Regions from separate parts of the Homo sapiens genome. Here regions 2, 3 and 4 are each linked to region 1. Evidence: chromatin contacts called from ENCODE Hi-C or POLR2A ChIA-PET data. All regions are on one chromosome and are shown on one strand. The core of a region is the stretch at or near the end of the contact, and the rest is flanking DNA. Distances in the headings are between cores, read along the strand shown.

Region 1 (3,347 bases), core at 456-2,955:
TGCAATCCCCTCTAGACAGCCCATGTTCTAGTCACAGGACCAAGGCTAGAGTGAAACAAGACACGCTCCTAGTGCACAAAATTTAAAGATTTTCGAGATTCTGTCACTTTCAATATTGTGCAACATCAGATCATGACCAGCCTCTAAAGATGCTTTCCATGGACATAAGCCTGTTATCTTAATGGTTTCTCTCTCTCTCTCCCTTCTTCCTTTGAACCCAGACTTCCTGGGTTCAAGTCCTTACTAACTATAAAACTTATAGTAAGCTATTTAACCCCTCTCCACCTCAGTTTTCTCATTTATAGAATGGGGATGATAAAAGATATCTCATAAAACTATTGTAAGATCAAATGAGTGAATATGTTAAAGTGTCAGAAGATGGACTAGCACTCTGTAAGCTTTCATCGAATATTAGCTAAAACTACACATTCTGCCAGCCTCAAGTTTTCCTGCCAAGTCCCCTTAATGTTACAGCCTAAGTAAACAAATGACCTGAAGCCCGAAACACAAACCATAGCATGGCCAGCTATTACGCTACTGACAAGAAGAAGGAGGAGAAAAAGACAGTTTCCCAAGTCAGGATATAGGGAATCATGCCATTCTCCAGCCTACCTTTTCAACTCAGTCACCTCTACGCTGTCACATACGATGTCCACCCCCATTGCAGTCTCCCTGATGCCTTTGTCCATATTAAAAGTCCTTCATTGCATGTGACAGAAAGCTAGCACAAACTGCCTTGAGCAAAATAGAAAATGTATTGGGTCACTGTATTAGTTATCTGTTGCTGTGTAACAAATTGCCCCAAACTTCACAGCTAAAAACAATAAGCATTTTTGATGAAAAATAAAAAATTGAAAAAAAATTTAAAAACCAAACATTTATTATCTCACAGTTTCTCTTGATAAGGAATCTGGGCATGGCTTAGCTGGGTGCCTCTGGCTTAAGGTACTCACACAACTAACATCACGGTGTCAGCCAGGGCTGCAGTCATTTCAAGGACCTCCTGGGGAGGATCCACTTCCAGTCTCACTCATGTGATTCTTGGCTAGCCTCAGTCCTCATGGACAGTTGGCCAGAGGAATCAGCTCCTCGCCGATTGTTGGCTGGGGGCCTCCCTCTGTTCTTTGTTTTGGAACCCTCTCCCTAAAGTATCTCACAAAACAATACCTGGCTCCCCTCAGTGTAAGGTAGGGAGACAGAGATAGTGGGAAAGACAGAGAGGGAGAGAGGGCAAGAGAAAGAGAGAGCGCATATGCACACACATGCTAACCCAAGATGGAAGTCACAGCTTTTTTGTAACCTAATCTCAGAAGTGACCCATCCCACATCTCTGCCACATTCTATTCACTTGAAGCAAGTCACTAAATCCAGGCCACACTAAAGAAGAGGTGATTACACAGAGGCATGAATGCCAGGAGGTACAGATCTTTAGCAGTCACCTTTAGGAGCCAAATTTAGAACCCAAGTCCCTTGATGTCAAAGCAAGTGATGCTCCACATCAGTCACAAATGAGGCCCTGAATAGACTTGGGACCTCTACCTGCCTGCGCAGATGGGAGGAGTCTGTGGTGTTTTGTATAAACAACCCTCCCTCTGAGACACACACACATACACATACACATGCACACACACACTCATATACACATGCAGAAGCTGTGACACGTGCGGAAGCTGTGGTAAGTGCATCCTCCTTCAGTCTCAGTTCTGAAAATAGATCATCATGGTGGCACCAAAGAGTCACACAGATGACTGGGCTCCTGGGCCTTTCTCCAGTAAGCCACAGAGGAGTCAGCTGCAAATATTCTCTTCTGTTCTACAGACCTCTCTCCTCTTCCTGCTCATGGGTAAGTCCACTTTATGGCCACCACTTCTTGCTACTGCGGTTCTTCTGAGGCCAGTTGCATTCCCTGCCTGGGAGATTCTTTTTTTTGTTTTTTGTTTTTTTTAACGGAGTCTCACTCTGTTGCCAGGCTGGAGTGAAGTGGCGCAATCTCGGCTCACTGCAACCTCCACCTCCTGGGTTCAAGCGATTCTCCTACCTCAGCCTCTTGAGTAGCTGGGATTACAGGTGCATGCCAACACACCCAGCTAATCTTTGTATTTTTAGTAGGGGCAGGGTTTCACTATGTTGGCCACGGTGGTCTCGATCTCTTGACCTCGTGATCTGCCCAGCTCAGCCACCTGAAGTGCTGGGATTACAGGCGTGAGCCCAGTTCTTGTTGGTAAAATCGGGAAACTCATCTCCTTGCCAGAAATTACTTTGCATGTGTGCATATTCGTGCACTATGAAGGGGGTAACATTCTAGCCCCGGTCTCAAATAGCTCTGGGCTCAAACTACATTTCTCTTGCCCTCACATTTTCCTAAGAAATGCCAAGTATATAATGAGTTTGTTCCCTGTATGGTGTGGATAAAACCCACAGAGGGATCCAGGAAAATCCCCTGATGAGAAGCCACCTAGCAATTTCCTAGGGATGGAGAGAACTTCTGGAGCTTCTTTCTATGTATCCTGCCTTGGTTATCATATATGCTGGCTTTATTACTGAGGTTTCACTGGGGACCTGGACGCGGTTAGGTGACCATGGGCAAGGTGGCGTTTATCTGGATATCCTTTTCTCCTCAACCTTATTCCTCCCTATCAAGGCCCAACTCCTGGGAAACATCTCTCCGCTGCATGGCCCGGAACCCCACTGTCCAGCAGATAGAGCCAATCCAGTACCCCAGAGAGGATCTCAGCCACCTGGGACTGTGGCAGCTACTGTCCTTCTGTGCTCCCGCTTTCTCCAGGGCTTCAGGGATGATGGTGCAGGTAGCACTAGAGATCTGAGAGCAGTGGGGGTTGGCAGTTGGTGCCTGAAGGGAGCTTTAGAAACACTCCTAGATGCAGATATGGGTGAACGAGGAGCCTAGACCTCAGAGCTGAGGTCCAGTCTGACCTCTTTTCACTTTCAATTTTATCTTGGCTCATCAAAACACACAGAAAGCAGCAAGGCTGTTTATGTTTACCTCCAACCTTTGGGGTGTTCCTTGATTGTGTTGAGCAAACCTGAAATAAGCTACATTCAAGGTCATCCAAGCCGCAAATGATCAATGCAGTGAATTTCAAACAGTTCAGAGCAAAGAGGCATCTCCATTGGTCTGGCTCCACTGATTAGGATGACCTCAAATCTCACTCTTTTGGTCTGAAAGGATGATGCTTTTGTATCTCCAAAGAGTCATTTCAGGAACTTAAAAGGCAGTCGAGTGAAAAGACCCCTCTCACTTTAGTATCAGGAACATCTGAAATTAAATCATTGCTCCATCATTTATTAGTGATGAGGGCCTCTATTTCTTAAGTGTAAAATATAGT
Region 2 (3,347 bases), core at 279-2,778, 450 kb before region 1:
ATGTTTGCCCTCAAATATTATGACATCTTTGTTTTTCCTTCTGTACTGCCCAGCAAGAAATTAGGAGCAGAAAAGAAAACTGAAAGATTATGAAGACCCATTTCACATTTCACCTATACAGGTCTCAGAAATTCTTAATGGTACCCATCTTTCAAGGTCAAGTTTCCCAAGAGACTTAGAAACTGCTCAGAATATATTCACACATTGATAACAACCTCCAGTTTTTGAGCTACTGAGTCTACACCAGGCGCTGTAATAAATACACTCCATATACTTTCTCATTTTAATACTCTCTATAAAAGACGATTTTACAGATGAGGAAATACAGACTTAGAGACATTAAGTAAGTCATCCAAGTCACAGCTTGTTAGTGGATGTCTCAGGATTCCAAGGCAAGCCCATCTGACTTCAAAGACCAAGTTCCTAACCACTTTGTTACGCTGCATCTCACTAAATATTCTAGATACTATTTTTTCCAGGTCTTCGGAGACCTTACTTCTCTGACTTTCACATTCTAACGTTCTGAGGCTAATACTGCGATCTCAGTATTTGCCCTCCACCCCCAACGACCCACACTCGAGCTCTAGAGCTGCCGTACTTAGCAAATAAAAATACGAGATTTCCAGATAAATTTGAACTTCTGGTAAGCAACGACAGACTAAAAAACTATTCATTGTTTACCTGAAATTCAAATTTAACTGGGTATCCTGCATTTTATCTGGCAACTCTATCAAGTTGAGACTTTATTGGGGTTATAAGCCTCAAGTACTATTTCCGGGTAGTAAATAAAGCCGAATGGAGGCACTGATGTTGAGATGCTGCAGCCAAGGCCTCCTTAAGTGAGGTTGCCACTACTCGTCTCCAAAAAGGCTACTGACTCGGGTGCGAGTAACAGAGATCGAGACTCAGTTCCCAGGGCCACTCCATATAACACAGTCATCAAAAAGCCAACAGATCACAGGGCCTTTGGAGCAGAACAACACAAATCGGGAGCACAGCCAAGAGAGAAAGGGGGAAGAAAGAATAGGGAGGGGGTCTAAGGAATCCCCTGCAGTGTGGGAGCCACTTTATAGGTAAATCGAAGCCCAAGGACACACCAAAGAAGAGGGGACTGGAGAACCGCTAGCCAGGCCCAACCTCTCTCCCACCCTCCGTCTTCCTCCGGGTCCGTCTGGTGGGCCCATTTCGACCAACACCTCTACCCATTTTCTCTTCCCCGGTGTCAGCGCCGCTCCTGACATCCAACCTCCATGTTCCCCCTTTTATTCTCCACTACCTTTGACCCGCGCGCTCTTGGTCTCGAATTTGGTTAACATCTCTCAGGTCTCCGACTCCGATGTCTTAATCCGAGCCCCGACACACCCTGCTGCCCTTCGGACGCCTCCACGTCAGCGACCCTCTCCCGCGGTTTCCGGAAGCGCCTGGAAACACGAACTTCCGGTCTCTTAGGCTCCGGGCCACAGAGACGGTGTCAGTGGTAGCCTAGAGAGGCCGCTAACAGACAGGAGCCGAACGGGGGCTTCCGCTCAGCAGAGAGGCAAGATGGCTACGGCAGGGGGTGGCTCTGGGGCTGACCCGGGAAGTCGGGGTCTCCTTCGCCTTCTGTCTTTCTGCGTCCTACTAGCAGGTGAGGCCTCCCCGCCCGTGAGCTCCGTTCTCTAAGGGGAACTCTCGGATCGGCCCCGCCGCGACCGCCACTGTCTCCCTTCTGGTTCCTGCTGCCCCTCTGTCCCCCCACCCTGTAAATCCTCTTTCTTTTTCGTTCCCACGACAGAAGTTCCCCCTTTGCCTGGACCTGAAGGTCCCTTCTCCCCCGCAGCACGTCGTGTCGCTTCACTCCCTTCTCTAGGCCTCTTCCTGGACTTCGAGCCTGACCCTCTCCCACTTTGTCCAGATGTCTCGTTTTTCCCACAACCCCAGCCACCCACCCCACAGTCGAAAGGAACAGGTGTGAAAGTTAGCTTTCTTCCTCGCGTTTAGACTTTTTGAGACGAAAGCAATCTTGTTCTGTGGGTGCTGTGCGGCGCTTAAAAGGTGGATTTCTTATTTCTTCCTCTGTTGATTACATCCTAAGTCTGTGTCCCCCTGCCTTGCCTCAGGTTTTTTTTTTTTTTTTTTTTTTAATCAGTAAAGCAAGAATAAGGTAGGATATGGGTACTCTTAACTGTGAAGACCCTGAAGTAACAATTCAAGGAACTTTTGGCATTTATAATGTACTTAAGTGTTTGCTGATACGCGTTCATTTACTGATACATGGCTTTTTAGTTGGTCAAGCCCTAAAATGCAAATGCCTGTATATAACTATGACTGTGCCTTCCCCCAATTCACATTGTTTTTAAGGATCCTCAAAGGAGAAACTACAGCTGCCCCACACTGTGGGCACACAAATGACCTGCTGATGTTAAATTAACTGACCCGTGTATGTCATAAGGTTTCTCTCAATTCTGTTCACACTCTTGGAAAAATGCCTCAGAAAGTTTTCTTAGCCCAGCACCTGTGTATTAACCAATTAGTAATATACATACAGGATATACAAGCAGAAGTGTGATCACCTGTGCAACCAGAATCTGGCAAATCTAAGGTCAAACACCTTTCCTTTGACCAAGTTTTCTCTCTTTTAGTGTCACTGTCAATGGCGCTACATGGACTTTGTAATAACCCTTTGAGGCACATAGCTGGGTGCCATGTAGAACATGTATCTGTTACGATAAGTGTGTGCCCAAGAAATCAGAAGAATGGACTTTAATCTCATTTTAGAAAGTATGATATTAAATGATTTACCCAAGCCATACTTCAGGTTAATGACACGATAGAAGCTAGTACCTGTGTCTCTCAAATTTTTCTAACACTTTTTATCTTCCGATCAGGTTTGTGCAGGGGAAACTCAGTGGAGAGGAAGATATATATCCCCTTAAATAAAACAGCTCCCTGTGTTCGCCTGCTCAACGCCACTCATCAGATTGGCTGCCAGTGTGAGTTGAGATGGATTCATGTTTGTGGACATTGATATTTGTCTGTGCCCTAGATACTAAGTAACATCCATGTCCTGCTTAGGAGATTTGACACTTATATTGGACTGTATGTAGGCAGTTACAGATAACCGTCTGTCAAGCTAGGCAAGATAATTAATAAGAACTAACATTTAGTAAATGCTGCATACCAAGCTTTTTACATGTGCATCTCATACAACCCCAACCACAACCCCACAAAATAGGTCTTACTGTTATTGTCACTTTATAAATGATGAAACTAAAACTTAAAGAAGTTGAGTAACTTTCCCAAGATCATACTGGTAATAAGTGATGATGCCAGGATCTGGTGGCCCGAGCACTAAGCTGAGAGACCTT
Region 3 (3,347 bases), core at 214-2,713, 360 kb after region 1:
AGTAGTCTTCCTATGCCCCCAAGAGGCTGCTGTGCTTTATGGTAAACTTTGCATGTCAACACCTTCTTCATGTCCCTCTCATAGGGGTGGCAAAATATGCCTGACGGATCATTTCAAACCTTTGTGGGCCAGGAATGTGCCCAAATTTGGACTAGCTCATCTCATGGCTCTGGGGGTAAGTTTTGTGTATTTGGCATAAAAGGAGAAAGAGGGACTTAGGCCCTGAGCAGTACAAGAAAAGCAGCTAAGAATAAAAGGAATAACAGTGATGTCCCTTAAGCATGTTCCCCCAGAATCTGTCTCCAGGAAGGAGCTTCTAATGGAACAAGAAGCATTGACTGGTAGTAATCTCACAGGATTTTCCTTGTATTGCAGCTGGGTCCATGGCTGGCAGTGGAAATCCCTGATCTGATTCAGAAGGGCGTCATCCAACACAAAGAGAAATGCAACCAATGAAGAATCAAGCCACTGAGGCAGGGCAGAGGGACCTTTGATAGGCTACGATACTATTTTCCTGTGCATCACACTTAACTCATCTAACTGCTTCCCCGGACACCCTCCACCTCTAGTTGTTACTAAGTAGCTGCAGTAGGCATTGCTGGGGAAGAAACAAACACACACCAAACAGTACTGCTACTTAGTTTCTAAGGCTGCACAGGGAAGGGAAAGACTGGGCTTTGGACAATCTAGAGGTAATTTATATCCGCCCCCAGGTGGAGCAACATGCGATTCTGGAGGCACGGGGGTAACTGAAAGTGAGTACATATAGTCTTTCTGGTTTCTGGAGATAACCCATCAATAAAAGCTGCTTCCTCTGGTAGCCTGTGGTTCTCATTGGGAGCTGTTAACAGAGGGCAAGTGGGCTGAAACCTGAGGCACATGAACAGCTACGCCGGGTTGGGTTGGGAAAGAGTCGGAAATAGGGGATGCTCTGGTCAGGAGTGGGAATGAAATGTTGACTGTTCCCCCTGCTGCTCAGATCTACCTTTGTCCTTTAGTGGTGAGCCATGCTTTGCCCTACCGTGTTAGCCTGCAAGAAGTGGTTTTGCCGGACCAGCACTTCCCGCCCTCCAGGGATCTTCCCAGCCCTCTGTGAAGTGCTAGATGCTTCTCCACTGGTCTGCGGGCTGGACCCAGGCCTGCAGTTTGCCATACTTGCGCCCCTGCTGTTTGGGAAGGATCTGTGCTGTAAGCCTCGCGGCCATACTACGACTGTCAGATCTCCATCCCTATGGGCTATAGGATGGGGCGACGGCACCCTATACCTCAGGGACTTGCTTTGGAGTCATGGATTAAAGACCTCTCTGGGCAGCGTTGAGAACCAGCGACCCTAAACTTGGCTGCGTTTCCATGGTGTCGATCGCGGAGCCGTGGGGGCGGGCTCACGCAAGCGCCAAGGGACCGGTGGGAGGAGTTCGGGTGTGGATGCGCAGGCGCTTTGAGAGACGGTGAAGCCGGTGGCCGGTGGCCGGGCGGGACCAACAAAGATGGCGGCGGCCCCTGCGGCGGGAGCGATCTGGGCAACGGCTGCGGCTAAAGCTGCAGCCGGGCCCACGGGGGGGCTGCACGGGGGTAGTAGGGGGTGGCCCTGAACTGGGGCCTGGCCCTGGCTGGCCTCTCCCGCCGCCTCACTGGGGGACAGGTACGGGCCGGGGCGTTATGGCATGGCGGGGTGTGGGGGGGCGCAGAGGGAAGACTGCTCCAGACCCGAGAGGACACTCTCCACAAAGGCGCGTGGGGCCCGGCGGGGCCTGGGAGAACTGGGCTGGAGGGACAGCATCCCTGGACCGCGGGGAATACGCCGCCGGATTCCGTAGCCAATCAGCGGTCTCGGCCTTTCTGCCCTCGAGGGGGGCGGACCCGGCTAAAGCCCTGCTGTGGTGGGAGAAGTGCAGAGATTAAGGGTCAAGGAGTTGTTCGTCCTCCATCCCCGACTACTGCTTTCTGAACCTCGACACCATGTCGGAGGTCGGAGGTGGGGGAGGGAATGGATCGTAAGTCACCCATATAGTCTGCTTCATTTGCAGCCCAGAGAGGCAGGGATTCGAGGATGGAGGGCTGTCTTTTGGGCTGTTATTCTTGCATCTACACTACCATTTGGCTAGGGTCTTAAGTGACCCGAGGCACATCCTACTTTACTAGCCGGGTATGGGGTCCCATGTTACGTTAGAGCCGAGATAGGAGTTATCACTGGCTTTTCAGTAAAGATGTGTTCTGCAGGGAGGGGTCGGGAGTATAGAAAGGGTCAAAGCCATGGGCTGCTTATCTTTCATTCATTTGTTTACCCAATAGATACTAAGTATTTACTTTGTACCAAACACGATGCCAGGTACTGGGGATACGATGGCTGATTCGATAGATCTGGTTCCTGCCCTCAGTGCGTATACTGCTCCCCACTTTCGTTGATGTGGTAGTGGTGATGACTGAGCCAACCACCTAATGTGGAAATGAGAGGACAGCAAGATTGTGGGTATGGAATGGGGCAAAGCAATAAGGGAAAATTAGTGTGGCAGGGTTCAGTACAGCAGCCTGGGTTCCCATTTCCCCCCATATTCAAATGCTGACACTCTCTTCTCCTCCCAGGTCCAGCCTGTGGTGTCCACAATGCCCCAGGCCTCTGAGCACCGCCTGGGCCGTACCCGAGAGCCACCTGTTAATATCCAGCCCCGAGTGGGATCCAAGCTACCATTTGCCCCCAGGGCCCGCAGCAAGGAGCGCAGAAACCCAGCCTCTGGGCCAAACCCCATGTTACGACCTCTGCCTCCCCGGCCAGGTCTGCCTGATGAACGGCTCAAGAAACTGGAGCTGGGACGGGGACGGACCTCAGGCCCTCGTCCCAGAGGCCCCCTTCGAGCAGATCATGGGGTTCCCCTGCCTGGCTCACCACCCCCAACAGTGGCTTTGCCTCTCCCATCTCGGACCAACTTAGCCCGTTCCAAGTCTGTGAGCAGTGGGGACTTGCGTCCAATGGGGATTGCCTTGGGAGGGCACCGTGGCACCGGAGAGCTTGGGGCTGCACTGAGCCGCTTGGCCCTCCGGCCTGAGCCACCCACTTTGAGACGTAGCACTTCTCTCCGCCGCCTAGGGGGCTTTCCTGGACCCCCTACCCTGTTCAGCATACGGACAGAGCCCCCTGCTTCCCATGGCTCCTTCCACATGATATCCGCCCGGTCCTCTGAGCCTTTCTACTCTGATGACAAGATGGTGAGGACTTGCCACACACATGGCCTTCATGCCCATGTTCCTCTGTGCTTTCCTGCCATCCTCTGCCTTTTCTGTCCCCCATTTCCCTGAAGTTCCTTTCTCAGCCCTTCATTACAGCAGTTTGGACATGCCTCTCCCTTGCT
Region 4 (3,347 bases), core at 539-3,038, 340 kb before region 1:
TGGGTAGAACAGCGCTGATGTATCTAAGGAGGAAATGGAAAAGAGGACTCTTAGTTGATGAGAGTTGATGAGAAGTTTATGAGAAAGGGCGAAGAGCCACCCAGTCTGCCCCTGGGGTCACTTTGAAGCTTAAAACAATACGTCTTCTTTGAACCTGTTTCCTCCACTAGCAAATGAGGATATCAATAGCTACCTCACTTTATAAACTTGTTGGGAAGATCACATCAGATATTATACCTGTAAATAATAAAGTATCTTTTAAATGGAAACAACTGTATAGGCATTCACTAGGCATCCACTCTGCCACATCTTATTTGCATAGCTTCTTAAGGTTTCAAAGACCTTTCACACACATCTCACTTGACTCTTACAACCTACCTACTAAGGAGGCAAAAATGACAAGGAATAGTTGTGTTTGTCCAGGGGCACACAATCAGAATTTTAGAACAGATATTACCAGCTGTCTCGTTTACCTTTCCTAATCCTCATTGTACAAATTAAAAAGCTCAGGTTCAGAGAAGTTAGAAGACTTGGCCAGGATCACACACAAGTACACTATCAGGGAACATGCCTTCTTGCATCTACTCCAGTATTCCTCCCATGATACCATGTTGTCTCTAAAGAAGTTCTGGACTGTGAAATGCTTGAGGACTGGGATCATAAATCCAGCCTTGGTAATTTTGTTTCCAGATTGTAATTTTCCAGGCACCTAGCATATTTGCTATCCTTGCATTTCTTTCTTTCTTTCTTTCTTTTTTTTTTTGAGACAGAGTCTCGCTCTGTCGCCTAGGCTGGAGTGCAGTGGCCCGATCTCAGCTCACTGCAACCTCCGCCTCCCGGGTTCAAGCGATTCTCCTGCTTTGGCCTCCTGAGTAGCTGGGATTACGGGGGCATACCACCACACCCGGCTAATTTTTGTATTTTTAGTAGAGACGGGTTTTCACCATGTTGGCCAGGCTGGTCTCAAACTCCTGACCTCAGGTGATCCACCCGCCTCGGCCTCCCAAAGTGCTGGGATGACAGGCATTAGCCACCGCGTCCGGCCTGTCCTTGCATTTCTTGGTGGTTTACAGGATTATGACTTCTCCTTCTGTCTTTTCACTCACCCAATGTAATACACAAGGATCAATCATGCAAGTTATTATCAACTTAGTAAAAAGTGAGTAAATTTGCTGAATAAGATATGTTTTTTTGAGACAGCATCTCACTCTATCGCCCAGGGTGGAGTGCAGTGGTGTGATCTTGGCTGACTGCAACCTCTGCCTCCCAGGTTCAAGCGATTCTCATGCCTCAGCCTCCCGAGTAGCTGGGACTACAGGCATGCGCCACCATGCCTGGCTAATTTTTGTGTTTTTAGTAGAAATGGGGTTTCACCATGTTGGCCAGGCTGGTCTCGAACTCCTGACCTCAAGTTATCCACCCACCTCGGCCTCCCAAAGTGCTGGGATTACAGGCGTAAGCCACCATGCCGGGCCAGAATAAGATATTATATACCAAAATGTAAATAATCTTAGTTTTAGTGATTTTGGTCTACTTTACCGATAGGGCCTCTTGACACGGTTGATATCAAAGTGCTGCCTTGAACGGTTTTATGCGGTCCCTTGGACTTTCCCATTGATGTCTCCTAACTTTTTACTCTGTTGCTCTTTGTCCTTTACCCAGAACATGCTCCATAGCCATCCACCAGTGCCAGCCCATCTTTGAATGCTGTACTCAATTCCCTTGGCCTTTGCTTCTGCTTTAAAGCTGGCAGGCTTCTTTTACTTATATCAGCTTTCTGTTTGAACCTCAAATGCTCAAAAATAATTCCTTTTAAACATTTCCTGCCACCTTTCTTGGATACTAATGTAGTTCTCAGAGTGTATGGGGGATTACTCATATAAAGCCTCAGTGCTTCAAAGTGAGGAATAACTGTGTAATAAATAGATCTGGCCGAGGATGAAATGAGTGTTAAACAAGACAGTCGCTGATATCACCGGACGTTGTCTAGCTAGGCTGGGTAACTACCCATCAGACGTGTTACAGAGGCATTTAAACAGGTGATGGGAGTTTAAGGTGGCCTTAAGAGCTTTCCGACACTAAAAATGTCGTGATTCTGTGTTAGCAAATTTACTAGCAGATTGACTGCTCTTCTACTTTTATGAGTCTCCTAAACTGAAAATGGGCATGAGGGATCTTTTTGGGATGGTGAAATGTTCTAATATTAGACTGTGGTGATGGTTGTCCAACTGGATACATTTACTAAATATCGTTGAACTGAATACTTCACACCAATGATTTCATGGTATGGGAATTATGCCTCAATAAATCTGTTTTTAGAAAGTCTCTTAAGACTATAACTGCCATATTTTGAAAACAATGTATTTATTTTAAAACATACATTATATAGGTTTAAAGTGTATGCTAATAATTTATACACTTTTAAGAGGCTAGATATTCAAATAAGAAGTTAAATTTAATACCTGGAAAATTATCTAGAATATATTAAAATGATGCACACTTAAACATGGATGTAAATCACTACCAAAGCTGTTGCCCTATTTTAAAAAATTATTTAGTTAGTTTTAAATTTACATACAGTAAAACTTATTCTTTGTGGTATATAGTTTCATGGATTTTTGCAAATGCATATAGTCCTGTGACCACCCTCACAATCAAGATGCAGAACAGTTTCATCACCCTCAAAAATTCCCTTGTGCTACCAATTTGTAGTCATCCTCTCTCCCCACCTGCAACTCTGGCAACCACTGATGACTTCTCCGTCATTATAGTTTTGCCTTTTCAATGACATTATACAATATATACAGTTTGAAGAGAGATTTTCAAACTTAAAATTTATTCATTTTAATAGTTGAATTATGAAAATAATGGTTATTTTGGGGTTGGAGGGATTTCCCTGCTGGTAACTAGTCAGATGAAGAAGAGTGAGGTAGACGGAGGCAGTATAAGACTAGCCTGAATTCAGTCACACTTGTAGAATCACAGGTGGTTAGACTTGGAAGGGTTTTTGGAGTCATTTAGCTAACATCCCAATATGAAGAAACTGAGGTCCAGAGGGAAGAATGAGTCTCAAACTTGCGCAACTGTGTGGAGCTGGCCTAGCCCTCAATTTCCCAATAGTCAACTTCAGTATGCTTTCAACTACTATACGCCCTGATTCGTACTATCAGTTTTGCCTGACTCTGAGTTCTAGCACAAATTCTTCCCCTTTGAAATTCCTCTGCCACATCCCTGATTGCTGATGATCAAAACAATACTTGATATTTATCACTAGCACTGGAAAAAAGGACAATTTCTGAACTATCATCTCATTAAGTTATGATTCCTGACTCTTTGCATCATGAAAC

The links. Hi-C counts contacts between places; a loop is a spot of excess contacts on that map. ChIA-PET counts read pairs that join two places held with the same protein, here RNA polymerase II (POLR2A). Pooled maps may share reads with other maps.
Region 2: a map of B cell shows a loop between it and region 1 (2.8-fold over the local background). The contact joins the promoter of NCSTN here to the promoter of LY9 in region 1. A Hi-C loop is called at or near these places in 1 of 168 maps with a recorded cell type or tissue (B cell) and 8 of 50 pooled maps. POLR2A ChIA-PET finds 5 or more read pairs at or near these places in 1 of 52 experiments (Panc1).
Region 3: a loop to region 1 is called in a pooled map, with 2.4 times the contacts of the local background. The contact joins the promoter of USP21 here to the promoter of LY9 in region 1. A Hi-C loop is called at or near these places in 6 of 50 pooled maps. POLR2A ChIA-PET finds 5 or more read pairs at or near these places in 6 of 52 experiments (CD8-positive, alpha-beta T cell, CD8-positive, alpha-beta memory T cell, OCI-LY7 and 3 more).
Region 4: a pooled map shows a loop between it and region 1 (2.7-fold over the local background). The contact joins the enhancer-like site here to the promoter of LY9 in region 1. A Hi-C loop is called at or near these places in 3 of 37 single-sample maps with no recorded cell type and 5 of 50 pooled maps. POLR2A ChIA-PET finds 5 or more read pairs at or near these places in 4 of 52 experiments (CD4-positive, alpha-beta T cell, activated B cell, activated T-cell and 1 more).

Annotation. Positions count from the first base shown.
Region 1 is chr1:160,794,469-160,797,815 of GRCh38, forward strand. LY9 (lymphocyte antigen 9) reads left to right here and starts at 1,706. Exons shown (of 10, transcript NM_002348.4): 1 at 1,706-1,843. The coding sequence starts at 1,720.
Region 2 is chr1:160,341,855-160,345,201 of GRCh38, forward strand. It overlaps NCSTN (nicastrin), which reads left to right and starts at 1,529. Exons shown (of 17, transcript NM_015331.3): 1 at 1,529-1,627; 2 at 2,868-2,972. The coding sequence starts at 1,543. It overlaps COPA (coat protein complex I subunit alpha), which reads right to left and starts at 1,396. Exons shown (of 33, transcript NM_004371.4): 1 at 1,277-1,396. The coding sequence starts at 1,316. RefSeq lists enhancers at 1,329-2,276, 1,549-1,598.
Region 3 is chr1:161,158,037-161,161,383 of GRCh38, forward strand. It overlaps USP21 (ubiquitin specific peptidase 21), which reads left to right and starts at 1,464. Exons shown (of 14, transcript NM_001014443.3): 1 at 1,464-1,642; 2 at 2,330-2,470; 3 at 2,584-3,204. The coding sequence starts at 2,605. UFC1 (ubiquitin-fold modifier conjugating enzyme 1) reads left to right here. Exons shown (of 6, transcript NM_016406.4): 5 at 85-175; 6 at 376-820. The coding sequence ends at 456. RefSeq lists a silencer at 1,543-1,692.
Region 4 is chr1:160,451,707-160,455,053 of GRCh38, forward strand. No RefSeq gene overlaps it. Among named protein-coding and RNA genes, the nearest start is that of VANGL2, 53 kb to the left of the region's middle. RefSeq lists an enhancer at 1,687-1,736. Within about 2 kb of position 1,789, at least 2 of the 41 ENCODE cell types and tissues checked have a DNase peak (open chromatin) inside an H3K27ac peak, as active enhancers do.